2 separate regions of the Homo sapiens genome follow, and region 2 is linked to region 1. A link is a loop called in an ENCODE intact Hi-C map of the cell type or tissue named here. Cell type or tissue: transverse colon. All regions are shown on one strand. Each heading gives the region's core, and the rest is flanking DNA. Links, peaks and the distances in the headings are about the cores only. Region 1 overlaps TEAD1 (TEA domain transcription factor 1). Region 2 overlaps PARVA (parvin alpha).

Region 1 (5,382 bases), core at 93-5,092:
CTCCAGAAAGCCGTCAGGATTACCCTTCCTACCCCTCATTTCCCAACACCAGGCATACCACCCAACGACCTCTAGGAGCATCCCTGCTACTCAGAAAGCAAAACCTCTATAAGCAGCCAGACAGAACTCCATTCTCAAGCCCCTCACCAGTAACCGTGACACACACCTCTACAATCACATCTGGAAACAACTGCTACACTCCCACGAGGTAAATGAATGCCGAGCAGAGAAGGTGGTTCTGGTTCATTTTATTGCTTCCCCTGGATCGAAAGGTGAGACCTTAGTTTTGTGCAGGCTTATCTTTAAAACCAATGAAGAACATCTTAGTGAATTCCATAAAGATTCAGCCTATGTTCCTAGGTACACTGCCTCACAAATATTGAGGGAAGAAAATCACATTCAGAATTTGAAGTGGCCAAATTTAACCTGATTCTATCTGCAGACAAAAATTAGAATATCTAGATCAATGGTTCCCAGCCAGGAGCGGATGTTATGATGGGGCCTTTCAGAAATACAGACACACTGCACCTACCACAACGCACCTAAGCCTACACAGGTGGTGCCCAGGCTGTAAAAGCTCCATGGAGGCTGCAGTGCACATGCTAAGGTGGGAACCACTGATGTGGCAGGAGCTTCCTGGAGCAGGAACAGAAAGAGGCTGACCTGGGTTTCAGTCAGAACCATCCTGAGTTAGCCATGTAAATGGATCTATGTGCCCTGAATGACAAACCCAAAAGGCAAAATGTGAGAAAAGGTGCAGGGCCTGGAAAGGTGAGTGAGAACACGCAGGCAGCGGGAGACAGGAGCGGGGCAGACAGCCTCGCCCTAGCTTCCCCCATGCCTGCCACATATCAGAGACACAAGTATTTGGTGAATGAGGGTCACATGGGTGATGAGCACATGGTCATGCACACCATCAGACTTCCACTGAGCCACCTACTAAGTGCAGATTCCCTAAGCTGGCTCCAGCTGAGGCAAGAGTTCCCCTACCAATCCATCAGTAGGGGAGATTTTAGTTTTGCTTCAGCTTCACTGGACACTTGAGTGGTGTTCTGGAAGCATTTTCCACTTTCACAAGTTCTAAGCATGAAGGAAGCTGCTTCTTGCCTCCAAATTACAAATGGCACATTCCCTGATTTCAAATTATATAAATGGTAATAATTTTTGCATTTTACGGCTAAGGTAAAATTTAAAGATGAAAGGAAATGAGGGAGGTATTCTGAATGCATAACAAAACTAGAAACCTTTCATCAAAATTTAAAAACAGTATCAAACTTACTCCTTCAATATTTAAAGCAAAAGCAACTTTGAATTAAGAGAATTTCTCGGCTCAGACAATATGAAATGCTATTAAGTATCTGTTTTCTGTTTTTCTCTCAATGACAATACATGACAAGGTCTTCTAAGTGCCCAGGATTTCAAGATGGGGCTGATGGTTCCTTCAGCTAATGGAGCTCTAACTCTAACCAGCATTGTCTCTCAAAGGCTTTGAGATGAAAAGGCAGCCAGGGAGAAAGGATTGAAAGAGATTCCACCAAAGGAAGCATCGGCTCACAATGGTTTCAGAATCAGTTAGCCCCCAAGACACCCCCAGCCACAGTAATGGGTGATCTGAAAATGAAGCATATCAAAATGCTATTGATAAGCTAAATTACCAGACAGCTTATCTGAGGCCCACATCCGCCATATGGTGCCCCAAGTTCTGCCGCCTGTTGCTGCCATAACAATAGGCACGCCTACCCAGAAAGCACCATCAGACAGAAACCCAGCAGCGGCGGCATGTGGGGCAGCTACTGTGTTTACATTTTATTTTGTGCCATTAGCTTTGTTCCTCCCCCTATCCCAGTAGGGATTTGAAACACACACACACTTAATGTCACAAATCCCTGTTACCTGCAGAATGCATGCATGCAGTCTGCATGTGAGCACGTGTACGGGGATAGATCAGGTGAACAGAGAGAAAACCAGATGTCAACTTCAGAAATGGAGCTGCCCAGTGGGGGAGGGCGAGCCAGGCAGGCTCCCAGCTAGAGCTGCAAGCAGACAATGCGCTTTTCTCAACAGGCTCGGGCGGGCGGGCCTCGGGGAGTGGCTATTTAAAACACTTGGCTCCTTTTATTTCACCACCACGGAAGTGAATTCGGTTCTTAAGTGCCAGAGCAAATGAAGTCATTTGGTTTCCGCGGGCTCTCCGCATCTCAGCAGAAGGAGTCAGGCTGGACGAAAGTCGGAAGGCCCATCTAAGTTGTTCTTTCTTACAATTAAAATTGATTCCTGGAGGATTAGGCGCTTGGGCTTCATTTAGTTTTTTTCTTTGAAAAGCTATTAAAGTCAAAGAAAAATTAAGGGATACAGACACTGGGATGAAAGCCGTCAAAGACGACTCCCTTCACAAAATGCCATCAAGTCACAGAGTAAAGAAGGAACAGATAAAGCAATTACCTTCTAAAGGCTTGGTTGGTATAAAAGATTAACAATGATTTCTGTCAAATACATTCATAACAATTGCGTATTTCTCTCTTAGAAGACTCCCATTTTTGCAGATGGTAATAAAATATTCATTTATTTAGTTTACTATCTATTAGAAAAACACTGGTTTTCAAAGAGAACTCAGCAGTGTGTAGCATCAGGTTATACAAAAATGCTTGGATACAGAGCAAAGCAAAAAAACAGTCTCTTTCTTAATATTCGGATCTATTGAATTATTACAGAAAGGCACTCATTTCATTCCCCTAGATTTACTCACACCTAAGCAGACAACATTCTTGGATGAACTTTTCAAATTTTCTTAAACATTCCAAGTTTAAAAAAAAAAATCCCCTTTCAAGTTAAATTGAGATTGCACTTGAACACCATCCAAGAGCAGAGCTGAACTGAATTATGATAATTAGAAAGCTGTGCCTATTAAAAAAAAAAGCAGCACAGTTGATGCATTTTTTTAAAAAAGTTCATGCCAGAGAATATAAGTTCAATATGTTCTCACATAATTAACATTTCCCACCATTAGCAGCAGTTTTTCAGTTTATGTATCAGTAAGAACAACAGTGTTGTATATTCCCAGTCAAGAGTGTTTCAGTCACTTTACACATACATCTAAACCTGTCAGATGCCTAAAAGCAACCAGAATTTCCCATTAGAGATGACGGATGCTTAACTTGTTCATCAATAAGCCAGCTTTTTCTTTTAAGCCCATTTTCCAGGGTCCCATGCCTGCAAATTAAAACTGCTAATGAAATCCTAGGACAGAGCCTTCAAAACAAATGTGAATCACGAAAAAGGATAGAAAGCATTGCATTAGGATAGTAAAGACCAGTTTTAAACAAGGCGGGGTGGGTGTAGTGCATGTAACACACCCTTCCCTTGGCCTGCCACAAAGGTAGAAAAAAGATAGGTTTTTACGAGGACCTTCCCCCTACTCCCCACCACCACCACCACTACTACCATTATCCAATCAAGAAGAGGAAACGAGTGAGTTTCACAGTTAGCCAAGACTCCCGGACTATTGGAAACTATTTTTTTGAGAATCCTCTCAACTATGCAAAAAATCAGTGGACCAAAGGAGAATTTAAAAGCTAAGAGTAACCTACCCTTGTAAGAAACATCATCCTGAAAACCCACCCACCAGGGCATCCCATTTTTACTTTGACTAAAATAAAACACATATTTCAAAGCTACCCTATTCTGTACCACTACAAAACTGGAATGTATTTGAAAAAATGGTCAAATTTCAATTCCAAATTCAAATATGGACCACGAAGCTCATAATGAGAATCTTACAGATTGAGGACACTCAAGAGTTCACAGCTTTGAAACAAAAAATAAAAACCCACAGAAAAACACTCCAAGTATTTAGATCCAAATATACTAGCACTCCACAAACTATCCCAAGAAGAGGGAAGCCCCAGAACTTCCCTGATTTCAGAGGTACAAAGTAATTGCAATACAACAAGGTCTAAATAAGGTGTCTGTCAAAAAGCTCAACCATGAATATGAAGTGCGTAGGATGGACCTGAATTACCTGATTTTATCACTTTTATGAATATGAAAGAATAAAATGTATCACTGATGTGGTTCAAACACAACTCTAGATGCAACTTAAATACCACAAGGTAATCTATGCCTTATTATAAAATAAGAAAAAGCACCATGCAGCTATAAAAGATTGTGCCAGCCATCAATCTGTCCCCAAGCAGCCCAGCAGCAGCACAGCCTAGGTTTGTCAAAGGGGAATAAGCTTACAATATATTTTTCTGGCTGAGTCCAAAAGTTGGACATTAGCAGTTTGCAGTTCCAGTCACTAAACTCCAAAGGGGCAGCTGTAACGCTCGCATTTAACAAGGTTGGCTTGCATTTTCTTGCAGTTCTACAGAGAAATCTGGACACTTCTTTTGGCCACATTCTTCAGTCTTTGGAGAAAACAGACCCTAAAGTTTTACCACTAAACAGATTCGACCTCTAAACACAGCTTTCATATTTATTTATTTTCCCTTTCACAATCTCTCTACTGGGTACAAGTGCCTAAAATGGAGCTTAAAAGTGTTATCCACCTACTGTCTGTATGTGAATATGGTCATTTTTAAGTCCACCAGATCATACATACAGTTATTTGCACCAACCTTGAGTGATAAGACACAATTTTCATTTGCAGGCAGCATAATTATGCTCACAATTAACACATAACACATGAGATTAGAGAGAAAAGTAATCCCACAAATGCCCAGGCTCTTGTATGACCACCACGTATGAGAGATCAATCCATTTCTGAAGCAACCAACCTTAAAATATTGTTAATGTCACAGCTCATTTCTTCAAAAGTCTATTTAATATTTGGGATCTACATGCTTTAAACTGTTCGTATTATATACTTTTCTGCTGAAAATGTAAGGACAAATATGATCTAAACACCGATGATAAAAGTATATTCTTCCCAAACGTTCCCGTTAAGAAATGCCCTCATAATTGTTGCTCTGTATTCTAAGAACCAACAAAACACAAAATTGTTTATAAACTGCTGAAGCTCAAGCAGGGAAAAAAACTCGAACATTTTTTTCCTTATGACTTATTTGTTCCTTTTTCTAAATAAAAGGGGACTCCAGTCTCCCAAGTGAGTATACTAATATATAATTCCTGCTGTATAAAGTAAGTGGGGGGAGAGAGGAAATGGGAAAGGGAGGAGGAAGCCGACTCCCCCCAGGCTGCCCTCCCAAACCCGCCCTTATGTGTAATTAGTTTGCTGCTGGGGCCTGGGCACACATTGTACCACAAGGCAAGGAAAAGCCTCTCAGTGAGAAATTCCTATCAGTCTGGCTCAAACTAAATTGGGATGTCCTCCCCCTTTAAATTAAATTTAATTAAGTATATGTCATGGTGAGTCCTGGTTTT
Region 2 (5,382 bases), core at 305-5,304, 280 kb after region 1:
CTCCTCATGTTATTAAACAACAAATGAGCCCTCAAAAAGTCTTCAAGGGAAATACAGGTCAACATTTATTGCCAGACTCCAGCCCCAACTGCCTATGTTGCTCCTCAGGCCTCCCTTTGCCCACACTGCTAGTATAGCACAGATCACATGGGAATACAGTTAAATATTTGTGTTCAGGCATCTAGAAGTTCCCAAAATAACCCAGATTTCAAATATTCTTCTTGCTTTCCCTATAATTAACAAAAATATGTCAGAAATTCCACTGGATGCAAAACAGTTGCAAAAATTAATTAATTCAAACTGGTATGTAATACTTACAAAATAGGCCCAACTCACAAAAAAGAGACGGAAGGAAAGAAAAATTTTTAATAAGGCTGAAGAAATAATTGGAAATACTCAAGAAAAGTCCCATACACTTGCTACATTATCAATACATAGTATTTGGTTGGAATTCAAGTGCATTTTTCTAAAGACAAGGACCATCAAGGTCATATAAAAGTACTCCCCAATTCCAAGAGCAGAGAAAAAGAGAAGGATCTAGACAGTGGAGATAAGGTATGTCCATATGCACAGACTTTCTACACACATTGACTTGCCCTCCAATCTGAAGTAGTTTGAAATCTACTCAAAGTAATATATTTTTATTCTAGTGCTCAACTAATTATAAAGCAAAAGGAGAAATATAAATGGGTTTATGCACGAAAAACATTCAACCTCACTGGTAATCATGGAAATTCAAATAAAAACAATTAAAGTTGTTCCCACAAAGCAAATGTAATAAATTAAAACAATAAATGCTAAAAATAATATAGTTAAATAGGCACTCTCATAGACTACGGCTGGGAACATATGTTGGCACATCCCTTTTAAAAAGTAATTTGAATTTGATCAGGCATATATATCAAGTAATTTTTATTTATTTATGTTTTAATTTTTATTTTTTAATAGAGATTGGGTCTCACTATGTTGCCCAGGCTGGTCTCAAACTCCTGGGCTCAAGTGATCCTTCTGCCATCTATCAAGAAATTTAAAAGCCTTCATAATGTTTGACCCAGTAATTCCATTCTAGGAAATTTACCCTAAAGAAGTAACACTAAATATGGAAAAAATATTTATATAAAACTTAATCAATGTATTTTTATGACAGCAAATAACTGAAAACATACCTAAGCTCCAACAATGAGGGAAAAGGTTGGTAATCTATGGTACATCTTCCAAATGGCTATATTATTTACATTATAGTCACTAAAGAAGATATACAAGAATTATTTACTGTAACATTGTAATGGGTAATGTAATGAGAAAAAAATCAAAAAGTATATACAAGCTAAAAACAACAAAATACACACACACAAGAAACTTGGAAATAAATATGATAAAATGCAAACAGTGTTTATCTAGGTCAGTGCTACACAGAGTGTGATCTGCAGACCAGCATCAGCCTGGGAACTGTTTGCTCCCTGTCCATGATAAGACAAGAACTTATAATAAACATTTAGAAATATTTAGCAATTTGATATTGCTATGACATTCAGGAGGGTGTACCATGGCACTGTCTAGTTGAACAGGGTATAGACCAGCTTGACTGCTGTCCAACTCCAGTGGAGAATTACAGGTTACACAAGCTGCATAGTAGTCACACACAGTAGGACATCACAGTCCACAAAGGATTGGAAATAAAAAAGAACTGCCCCTCTGCTGTAGGTAGTAGCACTGTGGGAAAATATTGTTATATTTCCATATGTTCAAAATTTTTTATAATGCTTTATAGCTATTACAAGAAAAAACTTTTTTAATGAAAGAAAACAGAGAAAAGTAAATGTCAGTGGACTGCTATGTTTGGAAAACTTTTCTATAGAAATGTAATATATACTGAGCGGCAGAATGACATCATGGTTAGGAAAATAGATTTTGGAACCGACAATCTTGGTTTGAATCCTGGCTCCACCATTTACTAACTATGGGCTAGTTGCTCAACCTCTCTGTGCCTCAGTTTATTCATGCATAAAATGGGGATAAAAACAGAACCTATCTCATAGTTACGTATAGGGTTCGGCAGGATTAAATAATTCAATAAATACAAAGTGATGGAACACAATAAGGTCTATGTAAGTGCCCACTATTATTATCACAAGTCATGGGCATGGGTGACAGCCACAGTCAGACCATATCTTCCAATGTCTTATTTGCAACATGGGTTAAGAGGAGTGGTATATGTGGTAATAACAGCAAGGAATATTAAGTGCTTTATATGAGCCTGGTTCCATGCCAAGCACTTAACATGAATTAGCTCCTTAATTATTAACACTAGAGATCTGGTATTGAGTTCTTATGCCCATTTTGTAGAAGGAAAAACCAAGATTCAGAGAAATGAACTGACATGTCCAGGGTCACCAAGCTATTAGGTCTGTCTCCCTCCAGGACACTGGGCTAGGCACAGGAGGACGGGGGTCCCTAGAGGCTAGACTGTGAACCCCTTATAAAAGTAGAAATGCCCTGTGTCTCATTTCTGCTCTTATAAGGGGTTCACGGTCTAGCCTCTAGGGACCCCTGTCCTCCTGTGCCTACCCCAGTCAGGGCTCTTACAATAGCCAGGGTCACCAGCCTATTCAAAAGACCAGGCCAAAATAAAAATCCAGAACTTGTTTCCAGCCAGGGCCCTCACCTGGTCCCTGTCATGCAGGCCAGCAAACAGCAGCTGGTCTTCCTCCGCAGCCTGGTTGGGGTGTTGTTCTCAGGGAGTGATCTAAGTCCCAAGGAGGGCAGCTCTTGGAATGTAACGGGAGGATGCAGGGGCTCGTGAGTCACTCAACACTCCCTCCTCACCATGGCTTTGGATGTCATTTATTATCTTCATCATTTGGGTGTCTGCTCCTAGTTGGCTGGGGGTTGGTGGAGCAGTCATCCCTAAAAGGAAATCAGCCTGTTAACAACTCCCATCTCTCCCTGCCAAATGGACTGGAAGCAGAGGGAAGGACACTGGCAGGGCCCAGCTGTTCTGGGCCTGGAGGAATTCAAGGGGGCAGAGAGGCCCGTGCTGGGCTAGTGGAACACTTAGCAACCACTGGCTTCAGACCTCTGCGTGTGGATGCTCTTCCATGACTTCCTCCTCTCGTCAGAAATCTGGCCCCTCTGCATCCAGAGGAGTGTGAAATCTCTAAATGTTTATCCTCAAAGTTGAAGAAAAAAAAAAAAAAAAGACCTTCCCCCAGAAAATGGGGGCAGGGGACTTGGGAGTGGAGAGATGGTTAAGAACACACAGGATTTCGCCTTGAGATCCAAAACATCCTGTCTGAACCAACATGCTGAAGCTAGGAGCCTGAGAATTTGTTGCCTAAAAATGTGTGGCTAAAGAGAAGTATTTCCAATAAGATTAGAGATCCGGATAACTTTTAGTTTCCACCCTCTCTTTTCAAGACTGAATTCTTAACAAGAATAAGAGTTTTACTAAAATGTGTGTAGGTGTTTTTCTTCTCTATCATTTCCTTTTTGGAGAGCAATATGGTAAAATCCAGCAAAATCCAAACTTAAAAACGTTTTGCCTCAGCAATTCCACCTCTAAGAATTTATTGTGCAGACAAACTGGCATAGAATGTTGTTTGCAAGCATGTTTAATGCAGCATTGTTCAGAGTAGCAAAACACTAAAATAAATTTAAGCTGGGTGCAGTGGCTCATGCCTGTAGCCCCAGCTACTGGAGAGGCTGAGGCAGAGGGATTGCTTGAGCCCAAGAATTCAAGTCCAGCATAGGCAATATAGCAAGACGCCATCTCTAAAAATAAGAATAAATAAATGAAAGATATGATTAAATAAATTATCTTTCAGCCTATAAAAAAACTTAAATGTTCATCAATAGGGAACCTATTAAACACCTTTATGCATTGAGTGGCACATCCAAGCAATGCATAAAGCTGTTTATAAAAATGAGGTCAATCCCCCATGTGAAACATACCCAGGACAAATAGGTACGTGAAAAAGAATAAACCGCTGAACACTCTTAACAATAATATTGCAGCTGTATATAAACAAAACAAGTACATGAAAGGAAAGGAAAGGAAAGAAAACAAGTACATGAAAGGAAAGGAAAGAAAACAAGTACATGAAAGGAAAGGAGAAAGGAAGAAAGGAAGAAAGAACAAAACAAGCATTTCTCACAGGCTACACTACTACAGTCAAAGCCTGGAAGTAAGAAAGAGGGGGCCCTTACTTTTCATTTTATATTTCTACCCTTTAAAAATTCTGTTTTACCATAAACCTAAACAGTTTTAGCTAGGTTAATACACATAGAAGTCATAATACCAACTGGTTAAACGTACTGTGAACAAGAGGAAGTTCCATGCGAGCAAAGACATAGAGCTTGGGCAATGCCTGGCAGGGGATCCTATTTCTGGAATGCCCACTGAGGGCCAGGCCCTGTTTTAAACACTTCACAAGTATCAATTCCTTTCATCTTCAAGACAACCTTATGAGACAGTGCTAGTCATGCCATTTTGCAGATGAGGAGACTGGAGCTCAGAGAGAATGATGAACCTGTCCCAGGTGACACAGCCAGTGTGTGCTAGGACCAGGCACTTTGCTTCCAGGGCCCAGACACCTCCTTCCCAGGCTTGCCTCACAATCAACATTTGTTGAACAAATGGACAAACTAGACAAATTGCCAGCACCTTTAAAGACTAGAAAAATGGTAAATTATTAAACAGTTTCTATTGTCACTGTTGATTTATCTTATTAATAATTATTATTGATGAATGAAAAATAAATACTTCAGAAAAGCCAGCTGTGTTATAGTGGGCAAAGAGTTAGACTTTGGTATGAAGAAACCAGTTGAAATCCCTGTTCTACCAATTAATAGCTGAGAGATCTTAGACAAGTCAGTTCACTTCTCTGGGCCTCAGTTTCCTCATCTGTAAAATTGGGACCTCCCAGGGTTCCTGTAAGGATTAAATGTGATATAATATATGGAGGTCCCTAGGTGCTTGACATATGTTGGATACGTATACAAATAAAAGGAAAAGATGCTGAAGATGGAATCAACTATGCTCAGAGCATTGCCAAGGATAATCTTTCTTTTTCAACCTTCTGAGTTTTAAAAGTGAACTGAAAATCTTATATCCACTCATATTCCAATGGTCTGAATAGGAAAGCAGGGTTTTAATTGTTCTGATTCTGCCTCCAAAATATTGATTTAGGACGTTTAATACCATCTCCAAATGCCAGGCTTAATTTGCATTGGGTCAGAAGCTGGGCTGCCAAGTGTTGGCTGTTGATTTTAGGTGGAGAATTGGGAGGTCCTCCTGGCCAGCCATGAGCAAGCTTCACCTGGGACTCAGGAGAACTAGCCAGTGGAAGAGGCCGAGTCTTTGATGGATTTTCACTGTTTAAT

The links. Hi-C counts contacts between places; a loop is a spot of excess contacts. Peaks named below come from ENCODE experiments on the same cell type or tissue, not always from the same donor. Only the 100,000 strongest peaks of a DNase experiment are listed, where the experiment ranks them.
Region 2: a loop joins it to region 1, with 7 times the contacts of the local background. A loop is called at or near these places in 2 of 110 quality-filtered maps.

Annotation. Positions count from the first base shown.
Region 1 is chr11:12,677,183-12,682,564 of GRCh38, reverse strand. The region is part of intron 2 of TEAD1 (TEA domain transcription factor 1); the gene reads right to left. Among named protein-coding and RNA genes, the nearest start is that of TEAD1, 5.5 kb to the right of the region's middle. RefSeq lists enhancers at 94-811, 812-1,529, 1,549-1,843, 1,530-2,247, 1,811-2,370 and 1 more. In transverse colon, for the core only: no CTCF peak of the experiment used is centred there; DNase peaks (open chromatin) are centred at 1,734 and 2,074; H3K4me3 peaks cover 1,656 bases; H3K27ac peaks cover 5,000 bases.
Region 2 is chr11:12,395,637-12,401,018 of GRCh38, reverse strand. The region is part of intron 1 of PARVA (parvin alpha); the gene reads right to left. Among named protein-coding and RNA genes, the nearest start is that of PARVA, 21 kb to the right of the region's middle. In transverse colon, for the core only: no CTCF peak of the experiment used is centred there; a DNase peak (open chromatin) is centred at 2,828; H3K27ac peaks cover 5,000 bases.